Linked DNA regions of Homo sapiens: all the other regions are linked to region 1. A link is a contact called in ENCODE Hi-C or POLR2A ChIA-PET data. All regions are on one chromosome and are shown on one strand. The core of a region is the stretch at or near the end of the contact, and the rest is flanking DNA. Distances in the headings are between cores, read along the strand shown.

Region 1 (2,838 bases), core at 210-2,709:
TATATATGTATGTATTTATTTATTTATTTTGAGACAGTCTCCTCTGTCATCCAGGCTGGAGTGCAGTGGTGCAGTCATGGCTCACTGCAGCCTCGACCTCCCAGGCCCGAGCAATCCTCCCGCGTCAGCCGGCCAAGTAGCTCGGACTACAGGCACACGCCACCACATCCAGCTAATTTTTTATTTTTCATTTTTAACTTTTTTTTCAGAGATGGAGTCTTGCTCTGTCACCAGGCTAGAGTGCAGTGGTGTGATCTCAGCTCACTGCAACCTCCACCTCCCGGGTTCAAGCAGTTCTCCTGCCTCAGCCTCCCAAGTAGCTGGGACTACAGGCGTGCACCTCCTTGCCTGGCTAATTTTTGTATTTTTAGTAGAGATGGGGTTTCACCGTGTTAGCCAGGCTGGTCTCAAACTCCTGACCTCAGGCAATCCACCTGCCTCAACCTCCCAAAGTGCTGGAATTACAGGCATAAGCCACTGCGCCCGGCCTATTTTTCTATTTTTATTTCTTTTGAGATGGAGTCTTGCTCTGTTGCCCAGGCTGGAGTGCAGTGGCACGATCTCGACTCACTGCCACCTCTGCCTCCTGTGTTCGTGTGATTCTCCTGCCTCAGCCTCCTGAATAGCTGGGCCTACAGGCATGTGCCACCATGCCTGTCTAATTTTTGTATTTTTCGTAGAGACGGGGTTTTGCCATGTTGGCCAGGCTGGTCTCAAACTCCTGGACTCAAGTGATCCTCCTACCTTGACCTCCCAAAGTGCAGGGAGTACAGGTGTGAGCCACTGTGCCCTGCCTACACAGAGATTTAGAAAGCTAAAAGGACTCACCCAAACTCACACACTTGAGAAGTGGCAGAGTTGGGTCTTCTGTCTCTAAATCTACCACACCAAACAACTCAACTGGCAGCATTTTCTCAGCAACATCTTTGCAGGAACCTTGTGGTCAATTCCTCCTGCAGGGGTGAGTGGCAGCCTGCAGAGAGTTCTGTGAGTCAAGTGTTTCAACATATGGATGGATTGTTGTTTTTTACTGTGGCAACAAAAGGTGTGAGATTTTTGTCTTTCATCAGCTACAAACTACACTGTTGGTCAGGCACTTTTACTGGGAGATGTTTTTCCCCCGATTCTTCCTGGGGTGACTTGAAATGTGGGCAGGATCCAGGAGGTGGAGAGAGAGGGGTCTTTGAAGGGGTGGAGGTGGGCTGCTGACACTGAAGAGCTCTCAGCTGATTGACTCACCTGCACATGACTGTGTAGGGAATGTCTGGCCCAAGGAGGCTTCCTGTAATGTATCTATCATCTCTTCATTTAGCTCATTTTTTGGGTTTCAGAATCCCTCGTGGAAGGTCCATTTAAAATCTTGGAAGAAACCTGGGCTCTGCAGATTGTCCTCAGTGGAGCAACTAAGAGCTGAATACAGTAAAATGAAAGGCAAGACAAAGTCATTTCCTGGGTTAGGATAATTAGAATTTGAGTCACCTTCCTGTGTAAAAGGAAACAAACATTCTGATGGTCTTCATCAGGGAAAGAGAAATGTTTTATCAAATAAAGTGTAATCCTGGCAGTTGGCTTCAACTGAGGCTTGAAGAGAGGCCCGGGGTGTTTAATCTCCTGACATTTTCCCTGTACCTCTTTTATGACACTTTTCACTTTTTGCCAAGTTATTTATACCATAGCCTTTATAGTTAATTTTTGCTTCTAGATTATATATTTCCACTTCTGTGGACAACTTGCAGCAGTTTGTGCATAGTATGTATTCAAAAAATGAAAAAATATAAATACATGGATGAATTACTGAATGGATGGATAGGTGAGTGAATGGATGGATGAGTGGATGGATGGGTGGATGAGTGGATGGATGGATAAATGGATGGATGGGTGGATGGATGTATGGATGGATGGATGGATGGATGGATGGATGGATGGATGGATGGATAAATGGATGGATGGATGGATGGATGAGTGGATGGATGGATGGATGAGTGGATGGATGGATGGATGGATGGATGGATGGATGGATGGATAAATGGATGGATGGATGGATGGATGAGTGGATGGGTGGATGGATGGACGGATGAGTGGATGGATGGACGGATGGATGGATGGGCCCTGGTCATGTTCACATAAGAAAGGTTGAACTTGTGGGAGAGGAGGCAAAAAGAGGAAGTGATAGTCACTGAATGTGTGTGCTAGACAGTATGTCTGGCACTTTATAATCATTTTAGTTAATCCTCACAACAATGCAATAAGGTAGATTGCTTGTTTCCCCATTTCAAGATGTTGAAACTGATTCTCAGAGAGGTTAAAGAATTTGCTTAATGGGACCCTCATCTAGATCAGTCTGAATAGAAAGAACTACCAGACTCTTAAAGTCAGCCTAGCACCAAGTAGACACTAAAACATTGATTTTTGTGATGTTGTTTCCCAGAAACATTGAGTCAGAAAGCATGTGGATGCAGATTAAAGTGGAACAGGCTCGGCCATGACTGAGCATCTGCAGGAGGAGCTGAGGAAAGAGCTGGCCTCCTCAAGGCCTGGGTGACTCAACTGTCAGCCTCCAAAGCCCATTCCCCTCCTTCATTGGAGAGGAGTTTGAGGACAGTTGTGGTTGAACCCCCAGCAAAACTATTCCAAAACGCCGTGTGCTGGGGCAGGTGGGGCCTAGGCCAAGGCCATTTGGCCCTGCCTGCTGTGGCCCTTCTCCCCTCCCATGTCTTCCAGCCTTGCCTCCCCCACAGGCTGCAGATGACACCCTTCGCAGTGCTTATTCTGGAGTGTAAGAGCTGAGAGCAGGAGCTACCTGGGGGTTGAGGGGTGGGCAGGCTTTAGAGAAGGGGA
Region 2 (2,838 bases), core at 181-2,680, 220 kb after region 1:
GTATCCTCCCACTTCAGCAGCAAACGTCACACTGCATCTTTAAGTCGATAACCTAAATATATATCTCACACCCTTTAGTCCACAGTTTCACTTTTAAGAATTTATTCTTATGAGTGTGTTTGCATATGTGTGCAACGACTTCGATACAAGAGTATTCATTTGAATACCATTTGTAATAGCAGTCCTAGGAGGGCTGACATCACTGAGAGGCTGGTTTAATAAATAATGGCACTTCTGTGCAATGGCATGCCATTGCATTCATCACAACAACAGGAAAATGATTTGGGTACTGATATGAACTTATTTTAAAAATGTATTACTTAGCCTGGGCACCATAGGGAGACTATGTCTCATTCATATATATTAGAGACTCCTGTAGTCCCAACAGCTTGATAGGCTGAGGTGAGAGGATCGCTTGAGCCCAGGAGGTTGAGGTTATAGTGAGCTATGATACCCACTGCATTCTAGCTTGGGCTTCAGAGTGATAACCTGTATCAAAAAAAAAAAAAAAAAAAAAGGAAAGAAAAAAGAAATGTATTGCTTACAGTGAAAATGAAAATAGGGCACAGAACAGGGGCAATGGTGTTTTATCTTTTCTATAAAAATAAAAAACACATATACACTTAGGAACTGGTGTCACTCCTGAGGCAGGATAGGGAGGAGGGACCTTTACAATTTTATGTGATTTTACCCTTAAAATTTGAGGAGAAAGTGAGAGAGAGAGGAAGAGAGACTTCACTTGTTAGTTTCTGGAGGGACAGGGAAAAGTACGACCTACAAAATGAAGCTCTAATGGTGGAATTTCAGGACTTGAACCCCCCGGCATCCCTCAGTAGTCACTATGCTGCTGACCTCTATCCAGCACCTCCCAGAGCTGATAGAAGATATGTCGCTGGCTCTAAACGACTGGACTTAAGAGGCCAGGCCTCTGGAAAGGGGGATGCATAAAGCATCTATGTACAAACACCTCACCAATCCATCACTGAGCTACTCAGCAACCTCACCAGAACATAGCTGAGAATCAAAACTTTTGGTTTTCTTGAGACAGGGTTTCACTCTATTGCTCAGGCTGGAGTGCAGTGGTGCAAGCACGACTCACTGCAGCCTTGACCTCCCAGGGTTAAGCAATCCTCCCACCCCACCCTCCCAGTAGCTGGCACCACAAGCATGTGCCACCAGACCCAGCTAATTTTTTTTCTTTTCTCTTTTTTGAGATGAGTTCTCACCATGTTGTCCAGGCTGGTCTTGAACTCCTGGCTTCAAGTGATCCTCCTGCCTCAGCCTCCCAGATTACTGGGATTACAGGTATGAGCCACTGCACTCTGCCCAGAACTTTTTTTTCTACTGACTCTGAAGTGTTACCATAGATGATACTGAAACTCATACATTTCCTTGCTCCTCAGTCAGAGCCCATGTTCCCCTTCTGGGGATCCACTTGGCCCTCCAGAATAAGTGTGAAGATTATTTTAAACCGAAGACACTAGAGATACAGCAGATGCAGAAAGAAGCCTTTTTGGAACTTCCTTTATTTCACTAAAAGGAAGAGCCTTCTGGGAGTAAAGTTGCCATAAATCTCCTCTCCAGAGGAGCTCACTCCCAGGAAGAACACCAACCACTCATGTAGACAAACATAAACATCAGCAACAAACTCCCATCTCTTCCATTTGTTTCTCTAAAAGTCCATTTGTCTTTCCTCAAATGTCCATGTGTCTTTCCCATAGAAGCCTTTCTCTCGCTCTCTTTTCCTTATTAGGTTGAGATCAATGAGCTTCTTTATCTGAACGTTCCTGCATGCATATAAATAAAACTTGTTTTCTTTTTCTTTTTTTTTTTTTTTTTTGAGACTGAGTCTCGCTCTGTCGCCCAGGCTGGAGTGTAGTGGCGCGATCTCAGCTCACTGCAACCTTTGAACCTACCGGGTTCAAGCAATTCTCTGCCTCAGCCTCCCTAGTAGCTGGGATTATAGGCGCCCGCCACCACGCCTGGCTAATTTTTTTGTATTTTTAGTAGAGGCGGGGTTTCATCATGTTGGCCAGCCTAGTCTTGAACTCCTGACCTCGTGATTCACCTACCTCGGCCTCCCAAAGTGCTGTGATTACAGGTGTGAGCCACCGTACCCAGCCAACTTGTTTTCTTTTTCTGTTTTGTTTTTGAGAGAGGCTTTTGCTCTGCTGCCCAGGCTGGAGTGCAGTGGCACAATCATGGCTCGCTGCAGCCTCAACCTCCTGGGCTTAAGCAATCCTTCTACCGCAGCATCCTGCATAGCTGACACTACAGACGCATGCCACCATGCCTGGCTAATTATGGGATCTCACTTTGTTGCCCAGGCTGGTCTTGAACCCCTGGGCTGAAGCGATCCTCCCACCTTAGCCTCCCAAAATGCCAGGATTAAAGGCGTGAGCCACCTCGCCCGGCCAAACTTGTTTTATTTTTGCCTGTTTATCTGTCTATTGTCAGTTAATTTGCGGGCCCCTGATCATTGGACCTAAGTCCTCAGTAGAGAAAAAGATTTTTATCCCATAAACCTTCCATACGGAGTTTTTAACTAAGCCTGGTTAACAAATTTTCTTTTTCTTTCTTTTTTTTTTTTTAATTGATCATTCTTGGGCGTTTCTCGCAGAGGGGGATTTGGCAGGGTCACAGGACAATAGTGGAGGGAAGGTCAGCAGATAAACAAGTGAACAAAGGTCTCTGGTTTTCCTAGGCAGAGGACCCTGCGGCCTTCCGCAGTGTTTGTGTCCCTGGGTATTTGAGATTAGGGAGTGGTGATGACTCTTAACGAGCATGCTGCCTTCAAGCATCTGTTTAACAAAGCACATCTTGCACCGCCCTTAATCC
Region 3 (2,838 bases), core at 250-2,749, 190 kb after region 1:
TGGTAGGCGCCTGTAGTCTCAGCTGCTCAGGGGGGCTGAGGCAGGAGAATCGCTTGAACCCGAGAAGGGAAGGTTGCAGTGAGCTGAGATTGCACCATTGCACTCCAGCCTGGGGGACAAGAGTGAGACTTCGTCTCAAAAAAAAAACACAAAAAACAAAAAACAAAGAATTACTAACCATAACATGGAATTAGACAGAGTAACCAGAGGTGGGGTAGTAAGAAATAAAAAGAATAAAAAAGAATATAGGAATAGCAGATATAATTGATGTGATAATGGCAGATTAATATTCTTAGGCCTCTGAGCCCAAGCCTGTGCTTATACATCCAGATGGCCTGAGGCAACTGGAGAATCACAAAAGAAGTGAAAATGGCCGGTTCCTGCCTTAACTGATGACATTACCTTATGAAATTCCTTCTCTTGGCTCAGAAGCTCCCCCACTGAGCACCTTGAGACCCCCTTTGACTATAATTTTCCACTACCTACCCAAATCCTATAAAACTGCCCCATCCCTAAGTCCCTTTGCTGACTCTCTTTTTGGACTCAGCCCACCTGCACCCAGGTGATTAAAAAGCTTTATTGCTCACACAAAGCCTGTTTGGTGGTCTCTTTACATGGATGTGCATGACAAATATAATATAAAAAGCCACCACCCCAGGGCTGAGATGTAGTACTTACCCTTGGGCTGAGATATAGGCCTTGCTGGAGAAGCATGGCTGTGACTCACTAAATATCAGAGACCTCACTGAGGTGCCATGCCAGTGGAACATGCTAGAAATCTGTCTTCTGGGGTGCTGGGGAGAAGGCTGTTCACAGGGAAGTAACTCAGTGCAGACAGTTCGCTACAAAACCATCAGAATTGGATACAGGGGAAAGCTACTGTACTAGGTGCTGCTGATTACACATTGCAAGAGACAGATACTGAGGAATCCAGCTGTGCTGCTGGAGTCTGGAGAAGCTTCAAGCACTGAAGGAGCTGTGCTGGAGAAGCCACCCTTGCTGCTGGCGTGAGGCACTGGGAAACCACATCCACCGCAGAAGCCTGGTGCTGGGGCAGGCCTCGCACACCGCAGGGGCCTGCAGAGCTGGCAATGGAACCAGGAAGCAAAACCCTTTTCCTCCTGCACTCATTCTTCCCTGGCCTCTACTGACAATTAAGTGCCAGATGGCAAAGGAACAAAATAAAGAAATACTTAAAAGGCCCAGATACGTTTTCACAGAGCAGGCAAAAAAGAATGGCTTTGGAGCTGACAGGCAAAATACCAATAACCAGCACAGACTTCCGGTTCCATTCCTCAGTACATCCACCAATTCCACCCTGCAGGCCAAGCTCATCCAACCCACCTTATTTTGTTGTTCATGTTCTGTTTTGTTTTGTTTTAGGCTTTTAGCAACCTGAAGCCATGGTTTTTAGTTTCTGTCTCTAGTGAAAAGCAGAAAAGAGAGATAAAGAAGGGGCTTTGTTAGCCCAGCCAGAAACAGAAACTAAGAACCCATGGCTGTGTTCTCTCTCGGACACCCCTGTTTAGGCCATTTCCTGCTACTGATTACCTGTTGAATGAAGAATGAATGGCCAGGTGTGGTGGCTCACTATAATCTCAGCACTTTGGGAGGCCAATGTGTGCAGAGGAAGCGGGGGCAGGAGTAGGGGAAATCACTTGAGGTCAGGAGTTTGAGACCAGCCTGGCCAACATGATAAAACCCTGTCTCTACTAAAAATACAAAAATTAGTCAGCCATGGTGGTGGGCGCCTGTAATCCCAGCTACTCAGGAAGCTGAGGCAGGAGAATCGCTTGAACCCAGGAGGCCGAGGTTGCAGTGAGCTGAGATCGCACCACTGCACTCCAGCCTGGGCAACAGAGCGAGACTCTGTCTCAAAAAATAAAAATAAAAAAAATAAATAAAGAATAAATGATGAAGAGTTAAGGGAAGAGCAGTGGTCTGGAAGGATCAGTTATTTGGACGCCTCCTCATCAGAAGTGAGTCATTTACATCTCAGAGACTGTCTAGGCTGAGCGACTTCCTTTGTTTTTGAGTGCCCACCTCTGCAGAGGAAATGCCTCTTTGGGAGCATTTCCCATGCTATAGGGGAGGGACTTCCAAACTGAATTACTCTCCTTTTCCTCAGCCAAAACGCATCTTCATGCCTCATATTTTTTCTTTTCAAAAATACATCCTACTTTTCTTACCAAATATGCACATAGAGGTGTTTTTGCTTATTTTTTTAAATAATGCTATTTTTCAATGTGGCACAGGACATGTTTGCTAACCAAATATCATTCATTCCTCTATAGTAAGTGAACAATAGATAAGTATATACTTATGTGAGGCAATTAATGCTTCAGTATATCTCCTTGTTTGGAAATAATCTATGAATGCAATGAATATCCATCATTTAACTTAGCAAAACTCTAAGGGTGAAAGATACCAAAGAGAGTTGTAGAATTATTATAATTCTCATCATTTTTTGAGACAGGGTCTTGCTCTGTCACCAAGGGTGGAGTGCAGTGGCACGATTACAGCTCACTGCAGTCTTGACCTTCCATGCTCAAGTGATCCTCCTATCACAGCCTCCTGAGTAGCTGGGACCACAGGTGCATGACACCACGCCCAGCTAACTAATTTGTTTGTAGACACAGGTTCCAACTGTGTTGCCCAGGCAGTCTCAAACTCCTGGGCTCAAGCAATCCTCCCACCTTGGCCTCCTAAAGTGCTGGAGTTACAAGCATGAGGTATGAGCCACCATGCTCAGCCTGGAGAATTATTTTTAAATAAACATATTACAAAACATAATGATTGGTGAAAAGATAAACAGATGTGAGATAGAAGCTTATAAAT

Evidence for each region. A loop is a pair of places that touch in the nucleus more often than their neighbours do. ChIA-PET counts read pairs that join two places held with the same protein, here RNA polymerase II (POLR2A). Pooled maps may share reads with other maps.
Region 2: a pooled map shows a loop between it and region 1 (9-fold over the local background). The contact joins two enhancer-like sites. A Hi-C loop is called at or near these places in 11 of 37 single-sample maps with no recorded cell type and 5 of 50 pooled maps. POLR2A ChIA-PET finds 5 or more read pairs at or near these places in 2 of 52 experiments (K562 and activated CD4-positive, alpha-beta T cell).
Region 3: a loop to region 1 is called in a pooled map, with 5 times the contacts of the local background. The contact joins two enhancer-like sites. A Hi-C loop is called at or near these places in 1 of 168 maps with a recorded cell type or tissue (OCI-LY7), 2 of 37 single-sample maps with no recorded cell type and 4 of 50 pooled maps. POLR2A ChIA-PET finds 5 or more read pairs at or near these places in 2 of 52 experiments (OCI-LY7 and activated naive CD8-positive, alpha-beta T cell).

Annotation. Positions count from the first base shown.
Region 1 is chr2:47,500,597-47,503,434 of GRCh38, forward strand. It overlaps a transcript of MSH2 not described here. Among named protein-coding and RNA genes, the nearest start is that of MSH2-OT1, 26 kb to the right of the region's middle. Within about 2 kb of position 1,460, at least 5 of the 41 ENCODE cell types and tissues checked have a DNase peak (open chromatin) inside an H3K27ac peak, as active enhancers do; they include OCI-LY7, where a contact is called at or near this core.
Region 2 is chr2:47,719,180-47,722,017 of GRCh38, forward strand. No RefSeq gene overlaps it. Among named protein-coding and RNA genes, the nearest start is that of MSH6, 63 kb to the right of the region's middle. RefSeq lists an enhancer at 2,301-2,838. Within about 2 kb of position 1,431, at least 2 of the 41 ENCODE cell types and tissues checked have a DNase peak (open chromatin) inside an H3K27ac peak, as active enhancers do.
Region 3 is chr2:47,687,717-47,690,554 of GRCh38, forward strand. It overlaps a transcript of MSH2 not described here. Among named protein-coding and RNA genes, the nearest start is that of MSH6, 94 kb to the right of the region's middle. Within about 2 kb of position 1,500, at least 2 of the 41 ENCODE cell types and tissues checked have a DNase peak (open chromatin) inside an H3K27ac peak, as active enhancers do; they include OCI-LY7, where a contact is called at or near this core.